Regions from separate parts of the Mus musculus genome. Here regions 2 and 3 are each linked to region 1. A link is a loop called in an ENCODE intact Hi-C map of the cell type or tissue named here. Cell type or tissue: left cerebral cortex. All regions are shown on one strand.

The links. A loop is a pair of places that touch in the nucleus more often than their neighbours do. Peaks named below come from ENCODE experiments on the same cell type or tissue, not always from the same donor. Only the 100,000 strongest peaks of a DNase experiment are listed, where the experiment ranks them.
Region 2: it touches region 1 in a loop (2.2-fold over the local background); 5 of 42 quality-filtered maps call a loop at or near these places.
Region 3: it touches region 1 in a loop (13-fold over the local background); 8 of 42 quality-filtered maps call a loop at or near these places.

What each region holds. Positions count from the first base shown.
Region 1 is chr12:105,429,085-105,434,084 of GRCm38, forward strand. No RefSeq gene overlaps it. Among named protein-coding and RNA genes, the nearest start is that of D430019H16Rik, 22 kb to the right of the region's middle. In left cerebral cortex, a CTCF peak has its summit at 2,973; a DNase peak (open chromatin) is centred at 2,984.
Region 2 is chr12:105,606,989-105,611,988 of GRCm38, forward strand. No RefSeq gene overlaps it. Among named protein-coding and RNA genes, the nearest start is that of Bdkrb1, 5.4 kb to the left of the region's middle. In left cerebral cortex, a CTCF peak has its summit at 4,925 (motif pointing left); DNase peaks (open chromatin) are centred at 2,569 and 4,954.
Region 3 is chr12:104,956,453-104,961,452 of GRCm38, forward strand. It overlaps Syne3 (spectrin repeat containing, nuclear envelope family member 3), which reads right to left. Exons shown (of 19, transcript NM_001042699.2): 7 at 4,874-5,000; 8 at 2,945-3,078; 9 at 1,502-1,676. Among named protein-coding and RNA genes, the nearest start is that of Syne3, 40 kb to the right of the region's middle. In left cerebral cortex, no CTCF peak of the experiment used is centred here; DNase peaks (open chromatin) are centred at 2,000 and 3,717.

The DNA of each region.
Region 1 (5,000 bases):
GCAATGGGATTGAAAGAGGCTGAGATTGGCTCTTCAGCTGTTCAGAGTTAAGGTCAAGGGTTTGGATCTCTCTGCCACCATACGCCCCAGCCATTGGATATGACAGTTTGGGAGACCTTACGATTTGAATGTAAAATATTCCCTGAGGGGATTTCTGCGACCCTTGTGGGCAGCAGAGAGATGAACTGTGGAAGGCAGGAGTGCAGTTCAGTGCAGACTCAGTAGCTGCTATCAGCTCAAACTTCAGGAGTCTCACACCAAGTTATTTTAGACGTACTTAAGCACAGCCTAGTTATTGAAATAATTTTATGTATAATCAAATATATGCTGATAAAATATTTTAAAAGCATGAGTTTGAATAATATCCTACTATGATTTGAATGTTTGGTGAGTCTCCCAAATATAAATATATACTGGAATTAAACTCCCTCTGTGAGCTACTCAGAGGAGGAGACACTGATCTGACTGTAGTGTTCAGACAAGGTGCTATTCCTTGGGTGACAGGAACAAACATATGCTCACCTCAGTGAGAAACAATAACAGACCAAAGTACACATATGCCACCAAAGTCCAACTTGGCAAACCAATGAATTTATTGGGGTTACTTACAGAAGCATAGACCATTGAAGGCTATTGCATCATCAAGGCTCACCCCAGTATCAGCTAGAACTCATGAAAGCTGGAACCCAGAGATCTCCACATGACTTGCAGGCAGCCTGACAGGTCCAAGAGTGCCCCCACTCCCACCCCAGCCATCCTTACTGCTGACGAAAGAAGAGCTGTGTGCATCTGTTAAGTTTTAGGGACTTTTTTGAGACTTTTGAGTTGTTTACTTCCAGAGTCTTAATGAGCTCCCTTTCCTGGGTCTTCACCAGGATGGAATGCTTCCAGTCAGAGAAAATTGCTACACAACAGCAGCATAGGGGGTGGATATTTGATTAGGGGAGGGATCAGGACAGAGTTCAATGATGAATGAGTGATGATCTAAGAAGACAGAGAGACTATGGGAGACATTCAGATACAAGTACACTCCTGGTCTCTTGCACATGCTGCCCAGAGCCACCTTGGGACCCTGCCAGCAACAAAGAAGCTACCACTGGCTGTGGCTCTTTGACTCTGGCTTAAACCTGTAAGCCAGAAGAGAGACCTTTCCTATTTTAGTGTACCAGACTGTGGTGCTGTGTTATCAGTCATAGACACTGGACAAAGGCAGACGCTATCTGAGCCGGTAACTTTCAAGTATATTATGACCTGAAGGTTTGTTCTTCTCCCACATTCTTAATTATAAACTTTTAAATGTGTCTTTAGTAACATGACAGTTTCCCATCCGAACTCATTCTCACCCTTCATTCCGACAAGCTTCATTTCACTGGGAACCTTTTGCATATCCAGGCCTATGAACGAAGCCACACCTTACGATGGATGCCGGAGAACTAGGCATCCCATTGCTGGTGTGTGGGACTTTTCTTGACGGTGGCATATACTTCATATGCCAGTGTCATGGAAGTGTTTGGAGAGCTATTGCTAAGTATGGCAAGTCCGGAACCTTGAATGTCTCCTCTTTGTATGTACAGAAAATTGATAGTCTAGACAAGAGCAATGAAGCTTCCGGCTCTTGTGTCTGTCTGATTCCAACCTACAGGACTATTAAGACATTTTCTAGCTGGGTGGCCTGTGCCCATCTTCCTCCACACACTCAAGAGCCTTCACATTCTTACTTAGCCTGTGATTCTGGACTCTTCTCCAACACCATGCACCATGCCCTTACGCAGTGTACAGGAGCCTGGAACAGTCTAGATCATGACACCTGCCTCCCCGACTGTGTCAGCTTGTGGGAGTGCCTCTGTCCTGCCCTCCTCTCTGTGGTGAGCTATAGCTGAGACCCAAACCCCTTCCTTAACAGACTTCTGACTTGGTCCTCATAGCATATCCCTTCCTTCTCCTATACCAACTACAGTCTTCCTGTAGGTGTGTGTGTGTGTGTGTGTGTGTGTGTGTGTGTGTACGTGCATGAGTGGGTCAGAGGTCAACATTGGGGGCCTTCCTTACTTTTTGAGACAGAGAATATGGTGGCTTGAATATGCTTGGCCAAGGGAGTGGCATTATTTGGAGACATGGGTTTGTTGGAGTAGGTGTGTCACTGTGGGCGTGGACTTTAAGACTCTCATCCTAGCTGCCTGCAAGCCAGTCTTCTCCTAGCAGCCTCCAGATGAAGATGTAGAACTCTCAGCTCCTCCTGCACCATGCCTACCTGGATGCTGCCATGTTCCCTCCTTAATGATAATGGACTGAACCTCTGAACCTGTAAGCCAGCCCCAATTAAATGCTGTTCTCATAAGTGCAGCCTTGGTCTGGCATCTGTTCACAGCAGTAAAACCCTGACTGAGACAGGCTCTCTCACTGATTCTAACATTCAGCCATTAGGATAGATGGACCAGCCAGTGAGCATCAGGGGTTTTTCAGTCTCTGGTCACCCCTAAGCCTCAAGGCTGGCGTTTCGAATACTTGCCACCACGTCCAGATTTTACGTGGGAACTGGGGATCTGAACTCAGGTCCTCACGTTTATGTGGCAAGGATTTTACCAACTGGGTTCTCTCCCCAGGCCCTCCCTATGGTTTATAGACCTGGTTCTCTCTCACCATCCACCAGGCCCCAGGGGATAATGACCTTTATTCACATTATGTGATGTATCATAAATAGATAGTGTAAGAGGAGTCTGTGAACAAGGAAGGCACTTTGTAGTCTACAAAATGTCTTCACAAAATAGGTTCCTGCCTACAAAGGGGCTCCCCAGCTTCTGAGAGAAACAGAGATGGATCCAAGCACCAGACTAAATACCTAAGAAACCTGAATAAGAAACTGTAGAGTTGGGTTTGGGGTCAGCAGTAAAAGGTGATCTACAACTTAAGGGTAAAACGAATGATAATCATTTGGCTTTCTGTGTATGAGAAGGCCTGGCAATAACTGAACATGCCACACAGTGGCAGGAGAGGCTCACTCTTACAGGGACTTAATATCCTGCGTCTGGTGGACACAAGGAAATAAGGACCTTCACGTTTGTTAAGTGCCTACTGTGTGCTAAATGTATACAGTTTGTATAGTTTGGATATGACATAACCCAATACAGATACACACACACATACACACACTACACACACACACTCACAGTTCACAGTCATGTGTTTGAACACTTGGTCCTCAGATGGTGGTGTTGTTTGGGGAAGTTATAGAAATTTTAGGAGGTGAGACCTAGGTCGGGTAAGGTGTGACTGTGGGTAGAGAGGGTAGACCTCATGGGCTGGGGCTTGGAGTAGCTCCAGCCTGCGTGCTCTGCTTCCTGACTGCCAGCTCTAAATGGCCAGCTACTCTCCTGATGCTCCAGGCACAAGCTGCTCCTTCTGCCAACTCTTCTCCACCATACTGTTTCCTTTCGGGCTATGAACCAAAACAAACTCCCCTTCCTTAGGCTGTTTCTGTCAGATGTTTCATTGCAGAGATGAGACCGGTGAGATGGGGCTGGGTGGGGAGGGGGTGGTGCAGTGGCAGGGGGAGAGCCTGTCTGTCCTCTGCTGCAGCTGATCCCAGAAGAGATTCGCATCTTCTTCTTGAATCCAGTGTCTGATGCTTCCAAGGTCAGGTCTCAGGCGCAGATGGCAGTAGGGGTGGGAGTCACCAAAGATGCCAAGGGCATTTGTATGTTCTTATTTCTCTTACATTTCTTCCTTTTTCCACTTTTGAAATGATACAAATGAATGACCCAGAGTCACCCTGTGCCCTATTAATCTCCCTTTTATGCAAATGATCATCTCTGTTGGCTGTGTCCCTTCCCTGGCTTGCTCACGCATTAGCAAGCACTCAGACACTAGTTTGAAGGCTGAGTTCCCATTGGGTGATTGCTCCATTGCTCCGATCTCTCTGTTGACTTAACACACACTGTTAAGTAACATATGACATTTGACACTGTCTGGAATGTAGAATGTGCTGGAAGAATTTATTTCTGTGTGTAGGAGTAGATGAAACAAAGCAGACCCTGGATTCACCATTGAACCTAGATTAGGAATTCCCTCCCCTACATTCGTCATGATGCAAATTTAGATTTTTGATGGATTTCCAAGCCCCATTAGGAGGGAAAATTTTTGACAGAGCATTGCTTCTCCATTTATTTATTATTTATTTATTTATTTACTTATTTACTTATTTAATGTATAGGAGTACACTGTATCTGTACAGATGGTTGTGAGCCTTCATGAGGTTGTTAGGAATTGAATTTTAGGACCTCTGCTCACTCTAGTCAATCCCACTTGCTCCAGCTGGCCTCACTTGCTCTGGTTGGCCCCTGCTCACAGTCCCTGCTCACTCTGGCCCAAAGATTTATTTATTGTTATACATAAGTACACTGTAGCTGTCTTCAGATACACCAGAAGAGGGCATCAGGTCTCATTACAGGTGGTTGTGAGCCACCATGTGGTTGCTGGGATTTGAACTCAGGACCTTCGGAAGAGCAGTCAGTGTCCTTATAAGCTGAGCCATCTCGCCAACCTGTCACGTCTCCTTTTACAATAACAGCAAAACTTTGTACATGTTCTGAGTCCATCAGAAAGAGCTCAGGTCATGGGCTGCCTCAGATACCTCTGAGAAGTGAATGTGTAGCACCAGGCTCCCTCAGCTGAGATGTATAACAATTTGCAAATGGGAATATCTGGAGGGTAGAGCCACGGGGGTGTGAACCTGCTCAAGCACTCTCCGGTGGGTGCCTTTGACAGGAAACTGGAAGAGAGGCATGGTAGCCACCAAGAGACCCCACCCAGACCCTTCCCTTTATGTGACTTGCTAAAACATGCGTGGAAATGTTAGATGGGGGAGTCACCATCCAGACACACTGAAAGCCCATGCTAGCTGGGGCAAGGCTGCAAACAAAGCAAAACAAAGGTCACACAGAAGGTGCAGAAGATCATTGTCCCTTAACCATACAGACTTACAGCTATAGATGACAGTGTCA
Region 2 (5,000 bases), 180 kb after region 1:
CCTTTGCCCTGTGGGCCTCTAGGGGACACTGCAGATCCCGGCATTAGCAGGAGTGACATCAGAAGAGAAACAGAGCAGGGACGATGCTGTGGGAACGCCTGAACCAGAGTGCAACAGAGAGCAAGGGTGGTGTCCTCAAACATCCTGGCAGGACAGCTGTTCCAGGGGTGACAAGGACAAGGCAGGCACTGGGGCAGGGGTAGGGTTGGGGGATGAAGGATAGTGAGTGAGATAAGAAATAGAGACTCAAGGAATTGCACAGGTGGTGGTGGATGGATGGATGGATGGATGGATGGATGGATGGATGGATGGCTAGACCCACCATCAGGGAAGACTCTAAAGGCCTGAGGAAGAGAGGAACAAGGTCGCTGTCCAGGGATGGGGAAGGCACAATGACTAGACATTCTAGATGCATGGGAGATAAGTGATGAGCATCTGTCACATCTGCACAGAAGGGGTTAGTGGTCACAGAGCAGCCCAAACACGGTGATATGGGTTGTATATGCTTGGCCTAGGGAGTGGCACTATTAAAAGGTGTGGTCCTGTTGGAGTAGGTGTGTCACCATGGTGTTCAGGGTTTAAGGCCCTCATCCTAGCTGTCTGGAAACCAGTATTCTGCTAGCAGCCTTCAGATGAAGATGTAGAGCTCTCAGCTCCTCCTATACCTTGCCTGCCTGGATGCTGCCATGTTTCCACCTTGGTGATAATGGACTGAACCTTTGAACCTGTAAGCCAGCACCCAGTTAAATGATGTCCTTATAAGAGTTGCCTTGGTTGTGGTGTCTGTTCACAGCAGTAAAACCCTAATTAAGACACATAGACTTACTCAGTCACTGAAAAGTATCCCAGTACTCCTGGAACTTGGCCATGGGTTTGCCAGGCTGGGCCCCCAGAACCTTGGTACTTACTCTATGGCCATTTCCCTAGCTTAATGTTTTCCTGGAGAGTATAGTGTGTTCTGAACATATCCGTAGGATCCAACCTGCTTGTGTGTCCACTTTGGACCCCATGGATTTAAACAATGCTTTTGAAATCGTTGCTGATGTGAAATCCCACGTAAGAGTGGAGATCTCCAGCTTGTGTGAACAGCAGACAATGTGCTTGTCCAGTCAGCAGGTGGTCTAGCCTCTGGCCACTGCTATTGGCACTGAGAACTCTGCAAGAGTGAACAAGAGGGGGGCATTCCCAGTGCTGTCGGGATGATCCTCTGGGGCTCCCTGGGACACAGGTACCTTGTGGCAGTATACTGAGTATAGTGTCTTCCCACGGGTGTCACACATGCCTGGCTGCACCCGATATAGTTCAGTGCCTGATGGGTCCTATGAGGACCACAGCATCCTGTGAGCCATGTGGGACTGTGAGTTATCTTGCATCTTCTTGATTCCCTGGTGGGGTCTGCCACTTTATGTCAATGTCCAAGGGAGAAAGAGATCCAGGAAGATGCCACATGCCTCAGGCACAGGGGCTGAATGTGCCTGCTAGTCTGACTTCTGTGCTGGTGTGAGTTCTGGGCCCCTAGACAAGAACTTAGGACCAAGGATCTGAAGCAAAAGCAGGAGATGGTAGGCCATTGACACAGCACCAGTGTCTCCTCCAGTGCTGAGATCAGAACACAAATGTATTTCTCATGGCTCTGTGTGCGTGTGTACAAGTATGCAGGTACATGTGAATTCAACAGGACAGACTCAAGCTGGAGAGATGGCTCAGAGGTTAATAGCACTGACTGTTCTTCCTAGAGGTCCTGAGTTCAATTCCCAGCAACCACATGTTGACTCACAACCATGTGTAATGGGCATCTGATGCCCTCTTCTGGCATGTCTGAAGACAGTGACAGTGTACTCACATACATTAAACAAACAAACAAACAAATAAATAAGGACAATCACATATCTTTTGAGAAAGGGCCTCTTATTAACCTAGACCTCAACAATTAGGGTGGGCTGGTTGGCCCGGATGCCCAGGGACCCTCCTCTCTCTGCCTACCCAGTGCTCGCATCACAAGCTCAGGCCACCATGCCTGGAATTTTACATGGGGGCTGGACTTGAACTCAGGTCCTGGAGCTTGCCAGACAAGCACTTGTCTGAGCTAGTCCTCTGGTCCTGAACTCTTCCTTCCCAACCTGCATAGATGGAATGGATGGTTGACACAACACTTCCTGGAGTCCCATCTTTAAGAGGGAGCTGGCATGTGGACCTTGAAAACCCTGCCCACAGGTCTGCAGGTTTCAGAGACACAAGAAACTCTAAGGCAGACACCTGACTTATGGGGCGAGGCACACGAAAGGCCTGGAGTTCAGCTGGACAGCAGGATGGCAGCTGGCAGCGCCACACAGGAAGGCTGCTGTGTTCCTCTGTTCAGCTGCAGGGGAGAGTGTGGCCTTGGTTCAGAGCAAGTGCTAGAGAAGAAAGAAGTTATTTTTCAGTTCCCATAGGTCTGGTGACTGGCTCTGCTGGCACATTTCACTTAGGACTGAGCTCAGTCACACCTGGGGTGCCAACACTGGTGTGGACAGTGAATTAGCCAGAGGTCCCCCATATCTCCTAGGAACTCCTACTTTCTCTTTTAGAGGGGCTAAGTCCAGAGGTCCCCCAGGGTCCTGCCAGCTTCTGGACCTGTCTTACTTTTGGTGCTCTGAACAGATAAGGAGACAGGCTCTCATCAGGGCTAAGCCCCTCCAAATCCTAGCTTGGCCAAGACAGGTTCTTGTTCTCTGTAGATGAATTAATTATGTTTGGTGGGAAAGCACTCCGCAAGCCTCCCTCCACCCCACCCCCACTGCAGCTCTTGGAGGCCTAGGGACCAGACTAAGGCTATGTTGATGCTTTGGTTACAATTTAGCTGATCTCTGAGTACCTTAGGTTCTTCCTACCAATAGAGCTGCTGATTGCTTCATAGACTGGGTCTGGCCACCCTAACAAGAAAGGCATTTCACCTTCAATAAGCCACTTACAATAGATTAAGTAGAAACAGGAGATCATCCAGTACGGCCATAGTGAGGGGATGAGGAGGCCAGTGACTCTCCACAGGCCAGGGGTACGAGTATCTAAGTCGCTCTGGTTAGGGTGTGGTCCTTCCTATCACTGACCCATCACGGTCTCAGCTCCAGTCTCGATGGCAACCTGGTCCGACAAGCTGTCAGAGCTGCATGACATCTTTCTGGGAGATTCCTTCTCCTCTGACTAGCTCCAAGGGATAAAGCCACAGATCAGGAGTGTCCCAGTACATGAGCTCATGCAGGTGTCTCATATTCAGATCAGAGCACCAAAGTTTGGAGTGTTTTTCTGGCCAGTGATGGTAGGTGGTTGAGCCTTGCTTCTCAGCCAGCTGTGACTGCCATTCTTGCTGCTCATTCAATTCAGAGCAAGAGTGGGCTCATTCAGCTGGGCAGTGGTGGCACATGCCTTTAATCCCAGCACTCGGGAGGCAGAGGCAGGCGGATTTCTGAGTTCGAGGCCAGCCTGGTCTACAGAGTGAGTTCCAGGACAGCCAGGGCTACACAGAGAAACCCTGTTTCAAAAAACAAACAAACAAAAAACAAAACAAAAACAAAACACATACACACACAAAACCAAACAAACAAAAAAGAGTGGGCTCATTCGGCAGCAGGAAATGAGCCCCACACCATGGAAGGTTCAAGGTCACAGACCTCCATGTCCTTCTGTTACAGCCAACGTGGAAACCTTGTGTTAAAATGGTTCATAAAGATCTGGCCAGGCAATGGTGGTACATGCCTTTAATCCAAGTGGGAGTCAGGGGCAGACTGATCTCTATGAGTTAGAGGCATGCTCTTACCAGAGCCTAGCTCTTAGATATCCCAACCTCCAGGACTATACAAAATTAAGTGTCTTGGAGCAGTGAGGTTGCTCAGTGTTGATAAAGGCATTTGCCACAAAAACTGATGCCCTGAGTTTAATCCCAGAACCCCATATAGTGGAAGGAGAAAAATGACTCTTGCAAGTGGTCCTCACACCTGTGCACACAGGAGTGTACACACACACACATACGCACATCACACAAACTTTGAAAAAGAAATAAGTATATTTAAAATTTTATATACTTTTCTTTGTAAATGTCCATTTTGACTGCTTGGCTATAGCCACAGGAAATGGATATGTGAGCATTCTGTATTACAGGGAACTTAAATTCCAAACACTGGGTTGTCTTCTACTGTTTACATTTTGAGACACCCTAAGCTATTCAGATTGGCCTTGAACTTGGGACTCAGTTCCTGTGTCCTGAGCAGGTGGGGCTGAAGTCTCAGTGAGTTCCGGTTGAGAGTTACACAGCACTCTTAACTCAGGGTGTTATAAAGTCAAACTGCACAGCACCACCAGGAATAGCCTACCCTACAGAATTCAACACAAATGTCTCTGATCTGACGAGTATTTCATAGGTGTATACTCTTCTCTCCAACCCAGGTAATGTAGTGCAGTTCCCCAAGAGCAGCCTCCAGGGCAGTGTGGTTAGCCTTAGAGGTGAGACCAGATCTGAGCACTGAATGGAAGTGCAAATCCAATGACTGCAGCAGGGGAGGCTGGGTCAGTTGTGACAGGATGAGGAGTGATCAGCCAGCTATGTCCTTCTCTCAGACCTGTCTCCTGCCAGGGAGTGCAGCCCCACCTATCACTGACCAGCTTTTCTCCTTCCTCATCTACTGCCCATCTGAAGATGGGAGTAGGTATGCCTGAATTTGGGCTGTCAGGCTTTGGCAGCAAGTGCCTTTACCCACGGAGCCAGTCCGTTTGCTGGAGCAACATGTTTAAAATTCTGAATTGAAACAAACCTCAACTTAGACACAAGCATGATTCTGAACAGGATTTTTTCTGAAGCCTTCTCTAGGTGCAAAGGGTCCTATCTTACCCGGTCGAAGGGGCCACACTAAAGGAATCAATTCCCAGTTGAGAGCATGGGCGCCCTCTGCTGGCAAGGAAGGCAGCTTGCTCTGCACACTTTTTCAAGGGGAGCCTTCTAAGGACCACAAGGGATCGTTTCCCAGGCA
Region 3 (5,000 bases), 470 kb before region 1:
TGGGCCAACTGTAATCTCGGTTTATGGAGGCAGAGGTGGCAGGGGATGGCTAACAAGACCGGCCACACCCATGAGCCCTGTGTCCAGCGAATAATGCAGAAGTGTAAACAAGGAGGATTCCCAGCACCAACCATGAGCTCACACATGGGTAAGCTCCAGGCTGCAGGCTGAGCAGCGGGCTCCAGGGGAACAGGGCCAAACCTGGTTAAAGATTCTTCCAGCAACACTCAGTAGACCAGCAAGGGTGAGAGGTAAACTGGTCCAGTGTGTTGATGGAGGCCATGTGCCTTGTGGGATGGTAGGTGGTTTTTCTTTAATTCTCTGGGAATCTTTACCGTCTCTGGGTAATATAGGTTTATTTTTCTAATCAGAACAAGAACTATCAAATCAGGTTGACACCCAGCACAATTTGTGCCTCCCTCTCTGCTCTGTGCATCTGAGCATCCTTAGACACAAGGGCATCTCATGGACCAAGAGCTCAGTGGTGACATGCAGGGTTTATCAGCCATGAAAAGCCCCAGTGGGCTGGTGAGATGGCTCAGCGGGTTAAGAGCACTGACTGCTCCTCTGAAGGTCCTGAGTTCAAATCCCAGCAACCACATGGTGACTCACAACCATCTGTACAGCTACAGTATACTTGTATACATAAAATAAATAAATAAATAAATAAATAAATCTTTTAAAAAAAAAAAAAAGAAAAAGAAAAACCCCAGTGTTGAGGGACTTTGTGACAGATGCTGCCAAATGCTCTTCCTCCTAGTCCCCTTTTCCCAAACAGCCAACATTTGTTTTGGAAGTAATGTGCCCAGCTAAAGGCTTAGCATTATTAGTGTTACTGGTACAGCAACCATGACAACTTCACCATCTTCAGCCAGGCAGCTGGTTCTAAAGGATGGTCACATGACCTACCTGACCAATGAGATAAAAGGTTCCCAGAAAGGCTTTACCTTCTAACTGGCAGCAAAGAGGTTGATGGAGAGAGCCCTTGGCACCTGCGCAGTTCCCACCAAGAACAAGTACCTCTTGCTACAAAGTATTGTTGTAACAAATACTTTGTCAGCTAAGTTGGGGGCCAGAAAGAGACTTGTGGCTTGGAACTAGGAGAGTCTGGGCTCCAGATGACATTGTTGAGCCATAACACTGGCCTGATCAACTCTGTATTTAAAGGTCCCACTGGCCAGGCTGTCACGGCAGAGCAGTGAAGACAATGGCTTGCTACACTGTTCCCGTGCAGAACTGTTGTTACTCTACCTATAGTGGGGACTTCAGGGGAGACAAGATTCCATGTAGGAAATCCATAGAAGTCACAACAGGCTTTGCCTCTACCTGAGGACTAAGCGTGACTTTTGCCCCTGAGAACAAGTGTTAGTCCTTCCTGTGCACTTGATACTTGGCTGGCCCGGGTATCTCAAAGACCCGGGAATGGGTTTGTCCCTGAGAGAGCTGCTGAGATTCCACACACTGAACCAGTGGCCTCCCCAGCCCCACGGAGCCTGGTTACCTCAATCTGGGGTAGAAAGGTGTGAATGGAGGCCAGGTCAGGCAGGCTGGCCGTGATGTCCAGGAGCCTCTGGGCCAGGGCCTTCCACAGCTGCAGGTCATTTAGGGGCCGCTGGAAACGCTGCCACAGCTCTGCCCGGGTCGCATTGTGGAGCCTGGTATTCTTCCCCTTCATACTGCCCGGGCAGCACAGGGCACAGATCCAGAGAGGAGAGAGTGGGGTTAGTCCAGGGCTAAGGCCTACAGAGGCCCAGGCTGCCAGGGCAGGCCTCCTAACACATGGGCTACCACAAGTGTGTATGGACACAGGCTTAGGAATTAAGTGGGAACTTGTATGCACTGAGGCAGGACGAATGAGAAGCCCACACGCCTGGGGTCTACCCGAGGACAAACCCTGGGCTCCCTCAGGCTCGGGGGTCCTCAGGGAAGTGAGTATGCAGCGTCTGAAAGGGTAGCAGTCTAGAGGCAGAGCAACTACGCCTTGCATGGCTGGATGCTGTCCAGCCCTCTTTTCCTCCTCTAGAGAATGAGTAATAGAATGCTCCTAGAAGCATTCCTAATCCAGCGTGTTCTTCACGATGCTCCCAGAAATATTCATTACCCCCCCGAAACTTCTTCTAGTAACAGGACGCTGGAAGACTGCCCTTCCCACTTAGACTCAAACAAGAGCTTAATCCACGTTTCAAAAGGTCATTTAAAATAAATCATGAGAACGTTAGTCTGGGACCCAGAGCTACATTGCGTCTGAGGACGTCCTGGAAGAGAATGCTGCAGAATGAGCTAGCCTGTGACACACACACACACACACACACACACACACACTCCACCCCACCCCCACCCAACCCCAGTGAAGACACTAAAGGGGGTGAGACAGTAGGGTGGAGTGCCTACATCCACCCTGAAGAAATCCCCCATCATCAGGCAGGGGTATAAGATGTACTAAAGAGATGCTATTAGGATAGCTGGGCTGTTTTCAGGATGCCTCCGTAGCAAAAACAGTTGAGCACCTCAAATGTGTAGTGCTCACTTCTGCGGAATGGGGGCCATTACTCTGTGTTGCTGAGCCCAACTGTGCCCATGGGCAGAGATAAACAGAAGCTGTGCTGAAGACACACTCTGACTTAAGTCTCAGCATGGCCAGGCGGAGGCAGAGGAGTGGCACTCACGTACATGGTAGCCCTCCCTTATGACACTGCATGGTGAAGCTCTCCAAATGCTCGGCCATGCAAAGACCCAGCAGAGGTGGGTGGACGAGCCTCCAAGCCAGGAAAAAGCTAAGCTCAGACCTCTTTCTGGGAGCCGAATCTAACAGTGACAAGAGGCTAGAGTAGACACTTGCCATCCCCAGACAGCAAGCCCACCCTCCACACACAGGGTGCCAAGCATCCAGCACCCTGGGTCCCGCCCACCCTCAGTCCTGCCTGACTTCAGTCTCCCTGGGTACCTTTGGTATTCCTGAATGGTGGCTACCACGCTGTCAGAGAGTGACTGCAGGTCCGGGAAGGTGACAAGTTTCTTCAGTTGAGTTTGTAACCGGTCTACACGGGGTTCCTCTGAAGCCAGTGCAGCCCGAGTCCCCTGCAAGATGACATCCAGGTGCTAGTAGGGTTCCTTAGGGGGGATGGGCTTAGTGTGCAGGGCTGAGTAGAGGACAGTGACTGGCCAGGCTGGAGGACCTTGTCACCAAAAGCATGGGCTAGGGGGTCTTACCTGTCATCAAACGCATAGACTGGGGCAGGGCATCGTACCCTTAGGCTCAGCCCCTGTTCCTCGACCTAGAGCTTAACTTTCCCTGTAGCTGCCTGGATGGATTTGGTGTCATCTTCTTCAAAGTGACAGTGACAAATGTTAGCTTCATTTTACTGTAGCTGCTCCCACTGGCTACAGCCTTTCCCTCTGGCTCTGGGAGATCGACCTGGGTTCAACCCCCAGCACTGATGTAAAAGACTAAGAAGAACAAAGCTCCAACAGAAAGGATTAAGGAACTTGGTCCATCGGTTAGCAAGCTGGACTCACTCTAAAAGCCAGTACTTTTTAAGCACCTACATTTTTAGGTGGTAAGCACTCTCTCTGGCCTTCCTGTCAATATTCCCAATTCACATACGCCTGACGGTAAACCATTCTCCCCAGGCTGTCCAGAGTGAAGGAGAGGAACCTGTCTGAAGCCATATGGTCTGGTCCCACGATCTCCGCTCTCAACCACCGCACCTCGCTCTGACTCAGACTAAAGCAATCCCTTGAGGATGCGTGGTTCATTCTGCAAAGAGATGCAGTGTGGCCTGGCCTGCCAGGAGGCTGGATGATAAAGCTCTCAAGTGCATAAAGGATGGGGATGGAGAGAAAACCTTAGCACCATGGTGGGGCAGAAGGGAGATCCCGCGGGGTGAGGGGGTGGGGTGGGGGTGGGGGAACCAGGCGATGCTAGGGAAGGAAACGGGAGCCTCATGCAAGCCGGACAAGTTCTACCACTGACAGAGTCCTGATATTAACAGTAAAGAAAGAGGTTGGGGAGGGTTGGGAATCTTTATCTAAAAACTGTCTTCAAGTCAGGCCTCCTGCTGTGAGCTTTTTGGAGGAGGACCAGGGAGAGAAGGGGAGGAGCCCAGGGGGAGGTGCAAAGGGGGAGGGGTCCAGGGGAGGGACCCAGGAGGAGGTCCTTAGGTTGTTGGAAGTGTGCCACTGAAAGAGTTCATAGGGCCTGCTTGTCTTGTCTTCCTGACTGGCCCTGCTTTCTGGCTTATGTGGTAAATATATGTATGATGTGCCAGAGACTGTCACCAGGACATGTTGTCCCTGCCTGAGGCCCAAAGAAATGCAGCCCCTGGATCTCAAATGGCACTTCCAGAACATGTGGTACACAAACCTTTCCTCTTCATAAGTTGGTTGCTGCAACCGTTTTGTTACAGTAACATGAAGGTGACTAAGACTTCCTGAGTTGGTAGGAGCCCACACTGCTTTCTCTAAATGGGGGTCCTTGCGCCACCCCCTCAGATCCTGCTCTGTGTTTTCTTCTTACTATCTCTCTACCACCTCTAACCTCACTACTCCCTGGCCAGAACATCCAGTTTTATCCCACTGCTGAGGGAGGAAAGGGTTTCAATCCATGCCTGGATGTCTTTTGTTCCTTGGGTCTTAATTAGTCACCAACTTACTATGTGCCTTTAGGGATTGCAAGAGGGAGAAAAATATTTCAGGCCTCAGTTTCTTCTTCTGGAAAATGGGAAGAAACACAAACTTTCTCTTTGGCCCTTTCAGGGAACTCAGGTGCCAAAGAATCAAGCATATCAGAGAGGTGTAAGGCCTCTCTGCGATTATGATTCTACACCACAGAGTAACTCCAGCAACCCGAGGCCCAGCACACCCCTGGACTTACCGAGAACAGCCTCCACTGGGCCACCAGCTCATCCTCTGTGGCTGTCTTCACCGTGGGCTCCAAGCCCTCCTGGGCCAGCCTCTGAAGGCTTTTCTTGAAGTCTCCCAGTTCTGCCTCCAGCTGTTGG